Regions from separate parts of the Mus musculus genome. Here region 1 is linked to region 2. The links are chromatin contacts, found by Hi-C in ENCODE. All regions are on one chromosome and are shown on one strand. The core of a region is the stretch at or near the end of the contact, and the rest is flanking DNA. Distances in the headings are between cores, read along the strand shown. Region 1 holds the start of Klre1 (killer cell lectin-like receptor family E member 1). Region 2 holds the start of Magohb (mago homolog B, exon junction complex core component).

Region 1 (5,915 bases), core at 1,111-3,610, 1.7 Mb before region 2:
ATCCAATGACAAATATGCACATGAAAGTTCCTGGAAAGAATCTTGCCTGACTAGATTAGATTTTGCAGAGGATGAAATGTTGCAGATCCAGCTTTGTGTCTTCAAAACTCAAGTAGTAGTTTCTACACACCCATACTATGATGGAACTATCATTCTTGAGTTATCAGCCTATGTATCTATGGATGGAAAAAAGAATATATAAATGTATTGCTCATGGACACAGACACAGACACACAGACACACACACAGACACACAGACACACACACACACACACACACAGAGGAATATTACCTAGCTATAAAGACAAGTAAAATCATGTCATTTTTGGGAAAATATACAAAATTGGAGAGTGCTATTTTAAATAAAATAACAGTCAAAGAATGAAAAACAAAAACGAAAGGAGGAAATATTTAAAGGAGTTTTAGAAAGGCACAAGTCCCTTATGCCCCATTTCCTGGACCTTTTTCTTGCTAGCTGAGTCAAAATTTCTAGAGATTATACTGCCTAAAAAGATCACACATATAATTGCTAAGATGGGTAGTTAAGTATGCCCAGGTAGAATATGTTGCGGCATTTTGTTTGTATGTATATGATCTATGTAAATTTTATTTATTTATTTATTTATTTATTTATTTATTTATTTATTTATTTATTTATTTATCTATCTATCTATCTATCCACCCATCCATCCATCCCTTTATCCATTCATGCTTTTGTTCTTAAAAAATTCCTTTCTTGTGTGTAAGCCTGTCTAGTGTGCTCATAAATGACCCAGTGATTTCATTTATACTTCAAAGAGTTGCAATGTTTTCTTTCTTCCCTCTAAATACTGTAATTCCAAAATCCCTAAATCTCTTTCCAAGGTTGATGGCCCTGAGGGTCACTTCTCTCTGATACAATTCAAATTGTATCTCCTGATCAACAACCAGGCCAAGTTTGTGTCAGTTTGGCTCATCTTGACATTCTTTATTGCTGTCAAGTCCAGAATCCAGACATCTCAGCTGCACATAAATAGTAGAGGCCCCAGGACTGTGAGGCAGACTCCTCAAACTGCACAGCTAGGAGAATTGAGCCATTTCCCAGGCCTCTGAGTGAAGGGGGACTATCAGGGATACGAAAAGAGACCCAGGATGAGAATAGTTGGAGGATATAAGACTCCACAGACTGGTTCAGGGGACTCATGGCCAGAGTCTTTCTTACCCTCCCACTCTTAAGCATGCTTCCCACTGGTGGCAGTTTTGGGGCTGCAAATTCACAGAATCTCCTCCACTCTGTTTGTTTTCTTTCCGGACTTCTCATTACTAGAATGTTTAAGACACTTAGTGATTCTGAAAGTCTGGCCTGGGGAGAGTAACAGTAATTTTGTTTCCCATCTTTTTAGTTACTTAACTTTCAATTTTACAAAAAAAAGATGCAAAACATGAGACAGAACTTCTGCATATGTATACGTAGTCAAAGAGAAATCCACTAGGAAGAATTCAATAGGCAAACAACTTATTCAAGATGATAGAAGTAGGGGAAAGTAATGGAGTTCAATTCTGAAGCAAAAAGCAGAAACAAAAGAGAGAGATAACATGAGCTAATGGGAAAATCCATGAAGGCTTTACAGAGAGGTCAGCCAATGGCTCAGATGTTTGTTGTCCCAGTCTGTGCTTTCTGAAGCTGAGCTGGGCGTTTACACTTTCTTTCTTAAAGACTGTATTAGTATTCTTAAGGAATGTCTTTACCTGAGTCTTTGACAGAGGCATTCCTAGGGCATAAGTCTGGGAACAGGCTGAAGATTTATATCTCAGAATGTACTACAGTCTTCAAAGGTAATACTTTGAAAAACATGCAGGTCAGCCAGTAATAGTCTGGAAGAAAACTGTCTAAAATAAAATTTAGTTAAGTTCAAATGAAAGTTAAGGGTGACCACACCCATCCATATTCACACAATAGCACACACACTCACGCGCGCGCGCGCGCACACACACACACACACACACACACACACACACACACACAGAGGCACACACACACATCATTCTCATGCCATTCTGACTCGATTGTGTTTAAGCTGTGGTTCCAGAGAGTCATATATGACATTGTAGTGAAAATGTTCTTATGGGAATGGAATATTTGATTACATCAATGTTTGCTTGTTTTTTTTCAAGATCCATGACTTGCTGTGCCTGGGAATGAATGCACAGCCTCATGAGTATTGAGTAGTGGATGGACACATGATCTTACTTGAGTTTTAAGCTATGCTCTCACCCATATTATGGGTGCTAAACGGAAATGTAAAGCATTAGTGAGGACTTTGCTATGGGGCTGTGAAGTGTGATCAAGCAGCTTCCTCCCCTGTTCCCAGTTCAGTCTTACATATCCTGCTCCAGACCCTGCTGATTAGCACATATTAAAGTTTTAACATCTGTGCCTGGAATTCCCTCTTTGCTTCAGGTATGTCTGATCATTTCTGGTTCAGAGTTTGGAACATATAACTTATATAATTTGTTCTAGGGGGAATAAATCTCCCTCAAGGCATGGTTTAAAGTTGTTTATTATACCTTTATCTTATGCGTATTGGTGTCATGTCTGCATATATGCATGTGCACACTGTGTGTACCTGGTGCTCCAGGCAACTACAAGAGCGCATGGGATAGCCTGGATGGGGAGTTACAGAGGATTGTGAGCCACCACGTGTGTTCTGGGATGTTCACTGGGAAAGTAGCTAGTGTTCTTAACTACTGAGCTATCTCTCCAGCCTTGTTTAAGGCATTTTAATTGAAAATAAACACCAACCAGAGTACACAAGCAAGCAAGCTTTCATTTTATTTGATTCTCATTCCCAATCTACAGAAATCAATGACAGACCAAAGTAACGATACTACAACTTCCAGCTTGGTATGGTGACTTTCAGATATAACAATTTTCACAGGAAAGCTTCTCTGGAACCTGAGTCACAAACAAGTGATGGCATTCTGGTCAGTTTTCCTCAGCTCTGCCACGGAGGGTCAAAATTAGCAAATAGCATACAATTAATTTTCCTCCCACTTTGAGTTTAATATATTTTAGTATTTTATATATCTTGGTTTTGTTGTTGTTGTTGTTGTTTATTCATTTGACAAATCACACTACTTGAATAACAATACAGATTTTAAAAATGTTTATAAGCTATTTTTATCTTTTAAAGTATTTTAATTAATTATTTCAAAATTGTTTTTTTTCATTTTGTTTTTGTTTCAGTTTTGTTTGTTTGTTAATTTTTATTTTTTATTTATTTTTGGTTTGTGAAAGAGTTTCACTATACAGCCCTGGCTGGTCCAGAAGTTTCTATGTAGATCAGGTGCTGACTTCAAACTCAGGAATGTGCCTGCCTCTGCCTCTTGGATCTTTGAATACTATTTTTCAGTTTATATTAAAGACAAGACTTCCTTCCTTCCTTCTTTCCTTCTTTCCTTCTTTCCTTGCCTCTTTTTGTGCATATGTGTTTGTGTGTGTGTGTGTGTTGCTAGAGATAAACTTAGTACCTTATACATGCTAAGCAAATGCTGTATTAATAAGCTATACAATCAGCCTAGTCACATTTATTTAAGAACTAATTTGGCCAGGAGAATTAGAAGTTCAAGACCTGTCAGTAGTGTAGTGAGAATCTGTCAAAACAAACAAACAAACAAACAAACAAACAAACAAACAAACAACACTGGAAATTTAGCCCACTTATAAAGCACTTATGTAGCATGCACAAGGTGCTGGATTGGAGCCTAAGTACCTCACTGTTTTAAGAAAAGAATTAACTAAATAAAGTTAGTTTACTTAATTTACCTCTAAGTTTCTGGTATTATGTTTTCATATATTTTAGGCTTCAAAGTTGAAAGCATACCTCATAAAAGCATATGGTCATGTCTATTCCTCAACGCAAAAGCTTTTAGAATTGTTATTTTACTCATTTTTACTAAAGTACATTTCCCCAGATTATGCTATGCCGATATTTCCTTTCCTTTCCTCACAGCATTTTTGTCTTTATAAAGATGGATGAAGCACCTGTAACCCGTTCTACCCTAAATGTGAATTCCCAGCAGAAGAGTAAAGCAAAGAACAAGATTAAGAATACACTTAATTCAAATGAATTGTCATCCATTGAGCAGAGGAAAAAATACCAGAAACATCTTAAGAAGCACAAAAACACAGCAGAAGACATCAGTGGTAAAGGTATAATATTGTATTCAATAAACACAGGGAGATTGTTGAAAATTCAGGTTAAGGTCAAGTTTTGTTAGATACTAGGGATATACATTGCTTGCTGTTAAAGAGATATTTGCTTTAGCCTTGAATGGAAAAAAATAAACTTTTAAGAAGTGAAAAAGGATAGAACTGAACTCCCTGGCTACAGGATTATAGAAGTTAAAATATGAAAAAATTACTGGATATAGCTGCCCAGGGCAGTGGGTCTTGGAATCCTGTTCTGGGGCATTATGAATTTGGTTGGTCTGATGGGTTTCTGACCAGGTTATTGCGTGCAGGAGAAGCTGAAACTTTACTCTCATAATACCCTGAAACAAGCAAAAAATAAATGTATTTCCTTCAGACTTGGACTTCAAAACAAGTTGGATATAAGCAAAGATAAAATCAATTCTTTGTGAAGGTTTCATGCAGCTAATGTAGTTATGGCTTATTTCTGGGATGTTCCTCTGGTTATCATTTAAGGCTTGCCTTAAATGTCTGGAAGATCCAAGCATCTTAGATAGAGAAAGGGAAATTAGGAATTGGCAGATGACAATTTACAGATTGCTAAGTAAGGAAGGAAGCAAAGAAGAAAGGAAGGAAGGAAGGAAGGAAAGAAGGAAGAAAGGAAGAGAAAATCTGAGCTTGAGTGGCAAAGCTCTAGGGACCAGAATGCCACCTTCATCTTCAGACTTACCTTGTTTTTTTAAAATACAGTGAGGAATACTGCTAAAGTGGAGTGAGTAAAGCATGAATTAAGTTTCTCACAGTAATGCTAGTAGTCTGAAAACTCACCCCCCAAAAATCCCATTTCAATGAAGCATAGGCTTCCATAGAATGTTTACTTAGAGCATGTCGATCTTGAGATTGTGTCCATTCAGTGGTGAATGTTTGGAAGAGAATATTAGCGGCAAGGCAAAAGGAAAGAAAAGCCAAGTAGATGAGAAACGCTGGCCGAGAGGAAGCAGACTGCTGTGTGGCACTGAGCACCCAGGTGAAGTTTGAGTCTATTGTGGATGTGACTCCCTCCCAGTCTGTTTGCCAGCAGAGAGAAGGTAGAGTCCATCAGCTGACCAGTGCTAGCCAGGTAGATGCACTAGAAAGTGTTGGCAGTGTGGCCAACCCTTGTTCTCAGCTTCATTAGTAAGTCTCCTCCTTGGACGACACAGTATAAACCTTGACACGTGCTTTCTGGGTTAAAGAAAAGAGTCGGGAAGTATGGAAGGGAAAAGGACTAGTAAAAGCGGTTCATTTGGCTTCCTAGTTTAGAATGCAATCACCTGTACAGAGAAAAATTCAGAGCTAAATCAGTCTTTTCTCATTTATGTTTCAAATTGTATTCTCTTAGTTCCTCCACCACACATGCCCTCTTCACCCTAAAGAGGGTGCTAGAGAGTAGGGTTTGAGGCCAAATATAGGAATAAAAGGCCCAGTTCTAGTAAATGATTATTTTCACTGAAAAGGCTTTTTAATTTAGTTCCTGTGTTATACAAAATTATAAATTACTCACTGATGTTTTTGGCTTACCTTTATGCAGTGGTATTTATATTTTCCACATTGACTACTGAACTCTGTTTTAAATTAAAGATATTAAACTAGTTCCACGGAGCATTCCAGATACATTAGTCCCAGGTACTTGTGATGTTCGATAAATAAATATATTACTGTTGTTTAGGAATTTTTAAAAACCATTGTGCCATTGTTTGCTTTA
Region 2 (5,691 bases), core at 2,363-4,862:
GTCTATTTGCTTTCCTTCCTTCCTTTCCTTCCTTCCTTTCCTTCCTTCCTTCCTTTGAGACAAGACCTCACTGTGTAATGAGGTTGGCAGCCTTGAACACACAGGGATCTATCCACCTGCCACTGTCTCCTATGTTTGGGGATTAAAGTTGTGCACAATAAACAGTTTTATTTTCTTAATCTAGCCCTAAACACAAAGTGACTATGTCTAAGCACTAAGTATTCTCTTCAGTGTCATATGTTAGTGGTAAACGCTGACTGCACTCACAACATTTCATCTAATCTCTAAAGGAATTCCAAGAACAGCTTTCACTTTCTCGCCTCTTCACAGGAGATAAAATCAAGTTAAGCAACTTGCAGAGCTGCAGAGTATCAAAAGGTCTGTTTTGCATCAACTCTTTCTCTATTGTTCCAAAGTACTCTCTTAATTCCTTTCCTTCATATTAGTGCATTTTGCTAATAATTTTTTTTAAACTAGGAAGCAAGCAAAGGACATGAACTGCCAAGTTTGTTAGCTGCTTTATTTCAACCCATCCTTCAGACCTCTGAAGCCCCTGGTGTGTGCTTCCCTGCATGGTGAGTCAGTTAGGGGCCCTGATACAGCTGTAATGTCTTTCTCATCTGCTAAACTGACAGGTTACCCTACTGGGGTGTACCCCTCAGGAACTGTAGATCTCATGGTTCATTATTTTCCATGTAAGTGGAACAATGCAGTGGCAGAGACGCATGAGAATAAATCCTTACATAAAATTCTCCTGATACTGTTGGAGGTCTTAATTTGAATGACTCAGGGTGCTAAGAACAAGCTGGTGTTATTCAAATGCAAGAGGAACAAGAACAGAATTACAAGAGGAATAAAATTTTTAAAAAGCAATTAATTTTTTATAAAAATAAATAAAACTAGGGCTGGAGAGATGGCTCAGAGGTCAAGAGAACAGTACTCTTCCAGAGATCCTGCATTCAATGCCCAGCAACCACACGGTGGCTCATGGCCATCCATAACGAGATCTAGTGCCCTCTTCTGGCCTGCAGGTATACATGCCAGTGGAATGCTGTATATATAACAAATAAATAAATCTTAAAAAAAAAAAAAGAAAGAAAGAAAGAAAGAAAGAAAGAAAAGAAAAGAAAAGAAAAGAAAAGAAAAGAAAAGAAAAGAAAAGAAAAGAGAAAACTAGAAGACCACTGCCACAACAACAAAATTTGGGAAACAAGGGTGAAGTTATTAAGTTCTAAATAACAGCAGGAACACTGACTGCTATGCTGACTTCTTCCTAAATGCTTGAAACTTTTGGAATCCATGATCCTCTCCTTACCTATCAAAGAACCTCGTGCAAGTCATGCATAAAGCACTTAAGTAAAACCCATACTGTCCTATAGTAGGTTAAATGTTTGTCTCCCAAGTACCTTCAGCTTTGACATTTATATACTGCCCACTACATAATGAACATTCAAAAATAAAAATTCTTGGTGCAGGTAGGCAGAGCTGTCCCAAGACAGAATTGCCTTACACTACACAGGGAGAGGCTCCAACAAACCCCTGATCATTCTGCTCTCCTCTGGTTTTTCTCTCACCCAGAAACCAAGAAGGTTTCTCAGTTTTATCTCAATCAAGTGTCTCATCTTCTAGGGGCAGATTCTTTTTTGCATGGGGAACTTTGTGAGGGGACAGGGTTTGACTGTGTAGCTCTGGCTTTTCTGAAACTCCATCTGCCCCCAGAGTACTAGGATTAAAGACTCAGGGAAGCTGGGCGTGGTAGCACACGCCTTTAATCCCAGCACTCGGGAGGCCGAGGCAGGCAGATTTCTGAGTTCGAGGCCAGCCTGGTCTACAGAGTGAGTTCCAGGACAGCCAGGGCTGCAGAGAAACCCTGTCTCAACCCCCCACCCCCACCCCAATAAAAAGACTCAGGGAAAACTTTTTTTGTTTTGTTTTTCAAGGTCTGATCATTTACTTCTTTGTCTTAAACACTTACTGTTTACTGGACTCAGACTTAAAAGTAGAAGCTCTCATTGAGGACAGTCTATGTCTCTTGGAAATCTGTTCCTGGTATTTTTTTTTTTTAAGCTTCATTCTCTAGGCCAAAAGTTAAGCTTATTCTGTAGCTACCTTGTTTTTCTTAGTGTGTTGCTTCTTGAGAACAATACATTGGAGATGGTGTTGTTGAAGGACAAGTGACGTAAGTAGATGCTGAACCTTGGGTGCTTTCCTCCTGGATTTCTTACAGCCACTGTTGCAGGGCTTTTCAATAGTTCATTAGCAGACATCGTCTTCTTTAGAGTTACTAAAATGCTTTAAGATTCTGCTAGCTTGTTGGGACCAAAAACAGAGGGACAGGGGCTCAGTCCAGCAGTATCAATATTTTTTTACAATAACCAATTTGAAAGCACTCAGATTGGCATTCATAATATATCAAGAACAGACCTGCAATTCCTCTCTCCAGCTCTCCTTGGTCTATAGAAGTATGCCCCTTACTCAACAGCAGGTACACTCTGCTCTGGGTCAAGAAGCCTTGTTTTGTGGGAAAAGCTTGTTTGTCATTCCCCCAGTCCTTGGTTGTGACTGGGACCACACAACACTTCCCCTCTTCACCCAGAGCATCAGCGGCTACCCCTGTGGCCATTTGCTTCTTGCTGAAAGTATGAAGTTTGTATTGATTGTCCCCTTGAAAGAGTTCTGACAGCTGGTGGCTAGGAAGGAGATTTTCAGACTCATTTAGACAAGGCTGGCCGACTGCCTAGGAGGTGGCACAAAAAGAGCTTCTAGGAGCATTTCCACTGACTCCCTTACCTTTGGCCATCATCCACTAGTGAAGAACTGTATTTCAAACCTGACACATACCACATTCCTGTGTTCAGACACGGGGCTCCTCCCCTATAAAGCAGCTTTAACACATACCATGAATGAACGAGTAGGCCAAAGAGGTCACCTAAAGATTCCATGCATCCTCTGGAGTATCACTTGATAATTCTGTTAACACTCCCGGAGCACAGGTTCTCTGCTCTAAGTTTCCGATTCCTATATGTTCAACTTTTCAGGAGTGGCAGAATTCGCTTTTCTGAATTACTTTACAGCATTTTTTTCCCTCTCACAAACATAACCCATGTCTGCTCTCACAAATACAGCACAAGCCTGCTACAAAAGCAAAGTCTTCCAATGTTGGAATGAAACCCTTCAAGCCCTTCTGGGAGTCTGGGGCATGGTGACACGCCTGTCATCCCAGCATCCCAGAGGCTGAAGCAGGAGGATCGTGAGTTCGAGGGCGGCTTGGACTACACAACAAGGCCCTTTCTCAAAACTAAACAAGTAAATTGAAATAAAGAAGAAAGGAAACACACACACACACACACACACACACACACACACACACACACACACACACACGCTGAAACCCGCTCCCTGGGCGGCTCGCCCTCCCTCGCAGCCCCTCCGCCGCTCACCGTCCGGCCGAAACTCGAACTCCAAAAACTCGTGCCCAAACTTGCCCTTATGCCCGACGTAGTAGCGAAGGTAGAAATCACTACCCATAGACATTTTTACCCTCGGTAAAGCCCGCTATACCGCGGGGCCAACGTGCCGCCGGCGCGAGGTAGTGACGTCACGGGCGCAGGCAAAGCGCGTCACCAAGGGCGCGTTTACTCCGGTAGGGAACGAAATCCCGGAAAACTGAAGAGGAAGCAAGAGACCCCCAAGAGAACTGAAGGTTCGCATTGGAGCCACCACGATCTCGAGCGCTTTTTTTTTTTTTTTTTTCTTTTTTTGGAAAAGATTTTCATGTCTTCGATTTTTACGTTTTAACTCTGTGACGATGTTATACACGTACATGATGAATTTTAGTCGCTCCCACCATGTTATCTTCTCTCATCCCTTCTCCGCTGAACCAGTCTTACCAATAAGCCCTCCTGTACGTTTACGCCTTGTTTTTGTCTGGGTTGAGGGGAGGCTCACCGAGTTTAATAAGGGTGGCTTGCATGAGCGCGTTGGTGGATACAAAGTCCCGGATTTCATTTTGGCATTCTATATTTTGGTTGAGCCACACTCCACCTCTTCCTCATCTACTGCCCCCAACCCTTGGGCCCAAATTATTCCCGCTGCACTTTCTTGTTAAATGTATCCTGTTACACTTCCCACTCTATTTCTTTAACCTACACTCAGTATCCTCTCTGGTTTAATAACCTACACTCACTAGCACATAAATACACTCATACAAAAGCTAAAATTCTATACAAGATTTGTCTTAATACTTCATCATTACCTCACTATAATAATTGCCAGATTTGTCCGTTTTCCTGTATATTTTATCTTAGCAAAGAAATAGCTAGGGATTTTGTTTCTTTGTTTTCTTCTCGTTTGTTTAAATGGGCTTGGAAGGAACAGATGTAAAACCACTTTTACTTTCGAGTTGCCCTATGCTATAGGTGTGTCTTTTTCTGAGTTTTGAACTAAGGTTTACAAGCTGTACTTATTGTGGGTATCTCTGATCTCGAAGCACATTGTAAAGTGGGGTGTGACTCTACTTCCTGAAACTGGTGAACTGAGAAAAGATACATTCCGGTGGCAACCAGAACACAATCTACCAGAGTCCCTTTTGGTAATACTTCAAAATTTCCAGTAGCTAACAGCCCAGACGGAGACACAGAGTAAAATGAATCTGTCTGGTGGGAGTTTGATGTTTAAATAGCACATGAAACTGAAAAGTCCAGATAGTCATCATAGAAGAGTTTTTCATAGTATACTACAACTCATGAGTCACTAAGGGTTAATGGTTAGTACCCTATATATTTGCAGGGCTAGGTCACAGTTCTCAACAGTTTGAGTTGGAAAAATACGGAACATCCAAGTGTAGTCTTGAAGAGCACAAAATGACAGTGAACTGCACCCAGTTCCCTCGTTCCAATTCCTGATCACCTTTCTTTTAGCACCACTGAGTAATCCTATCGGTGACTGATGGCCTTCTGTCACAATCCTAAGAAAAAGAGTCCAGTCTCAGTACTGGTCCCACGTAACCTTGGACAAGTCATTATCTCTCAACCTGTTTGATCATTAACTAACTAGATACACAGTGATCAACTGCCAAACACAGACCTGAGAAAATTAAACAACATGTATATGATATGCTTTGAAATCTATGCAACACGAGTTTTAACAAGCCTTTTTCTATGTGCCAGAGCAGATGGAAGTTAGTAATAAAGCAATCACAACATTTACACCTTCAGAATAAAAAGAAAGCAAACATATAAGGCAAACACCAGCAAAGGGAAGTAACTGGTATAGTAAAGAATGCATGCAATAGAACAGCTCTGTATGAAAAGGGCAAGTAGTTTTATTGGGGGGTGGAGTTAGAAGTTTACAAACAAGGGTGGTATTAAAGAAGACATATAAAAGGTGCTATTTGAATTGACTTTTTTGGTGACCATATTCTGTGAATGTCTTGGCAGTATAGACAAGCATTTCAGTGCCTTAAAGTAAAGCTGGGTGGTGTGAATGTTTGTATTTGGGGAAAGAAAAAAAACCCCACAATATCTACACCTGAAATCAATAAGTTGCTAGACTTATTGGGGTTTGAGAAAGTGGAGTAACTGTCAAAGCAAGTTGGGGCAGGTTCTCTTTGGCCTTCTTAATAGTTATGTAATTGTTAAATTTGCTCACTCCTGTAGTGGGGTGGTAGGCCGCTATTTAGGAAAATATATT

What was found. Hi-C counts contacts between places; a loop is a spot of excess contacts on that map.
Region 1: a loop to region 2 is called in a map of heart, with 5 times the contacts of the local background. The contact joins the promoter of Klre1 here to the promoter of Magohb in region 2. A Hi-C loop is called at or near these places in 5 of 37 maps with a recorded cell type or tissue (heart, left cerebral cortex and v-Abl transformed pro-B cells).

Annotation. Positions count from the first base shown.
Region 1 is chr6:129,575,926-129,581,840 of GRCm38, forward strand. It overlaps Klre1 (killer cell lectin-like receptor family E member 1), which reads left to right and starts at 2,361. Exons shown (of 7, transcript NM_153590.3): 1 at 2,361-2,440; 2 at 3,993-4,192. The coding sequence starts at 4,012.
Region 2 is chr6:131,289,632-131,295,322 of GRCm38, forward strand. Magohb (mago homolog B, exon junction complex core component) reads right to left here and starts at 3,613. Exons shown (of 5, transcript NM_025564.2): 1 at 3,441-3,613. The coding sequence starts at 3,534.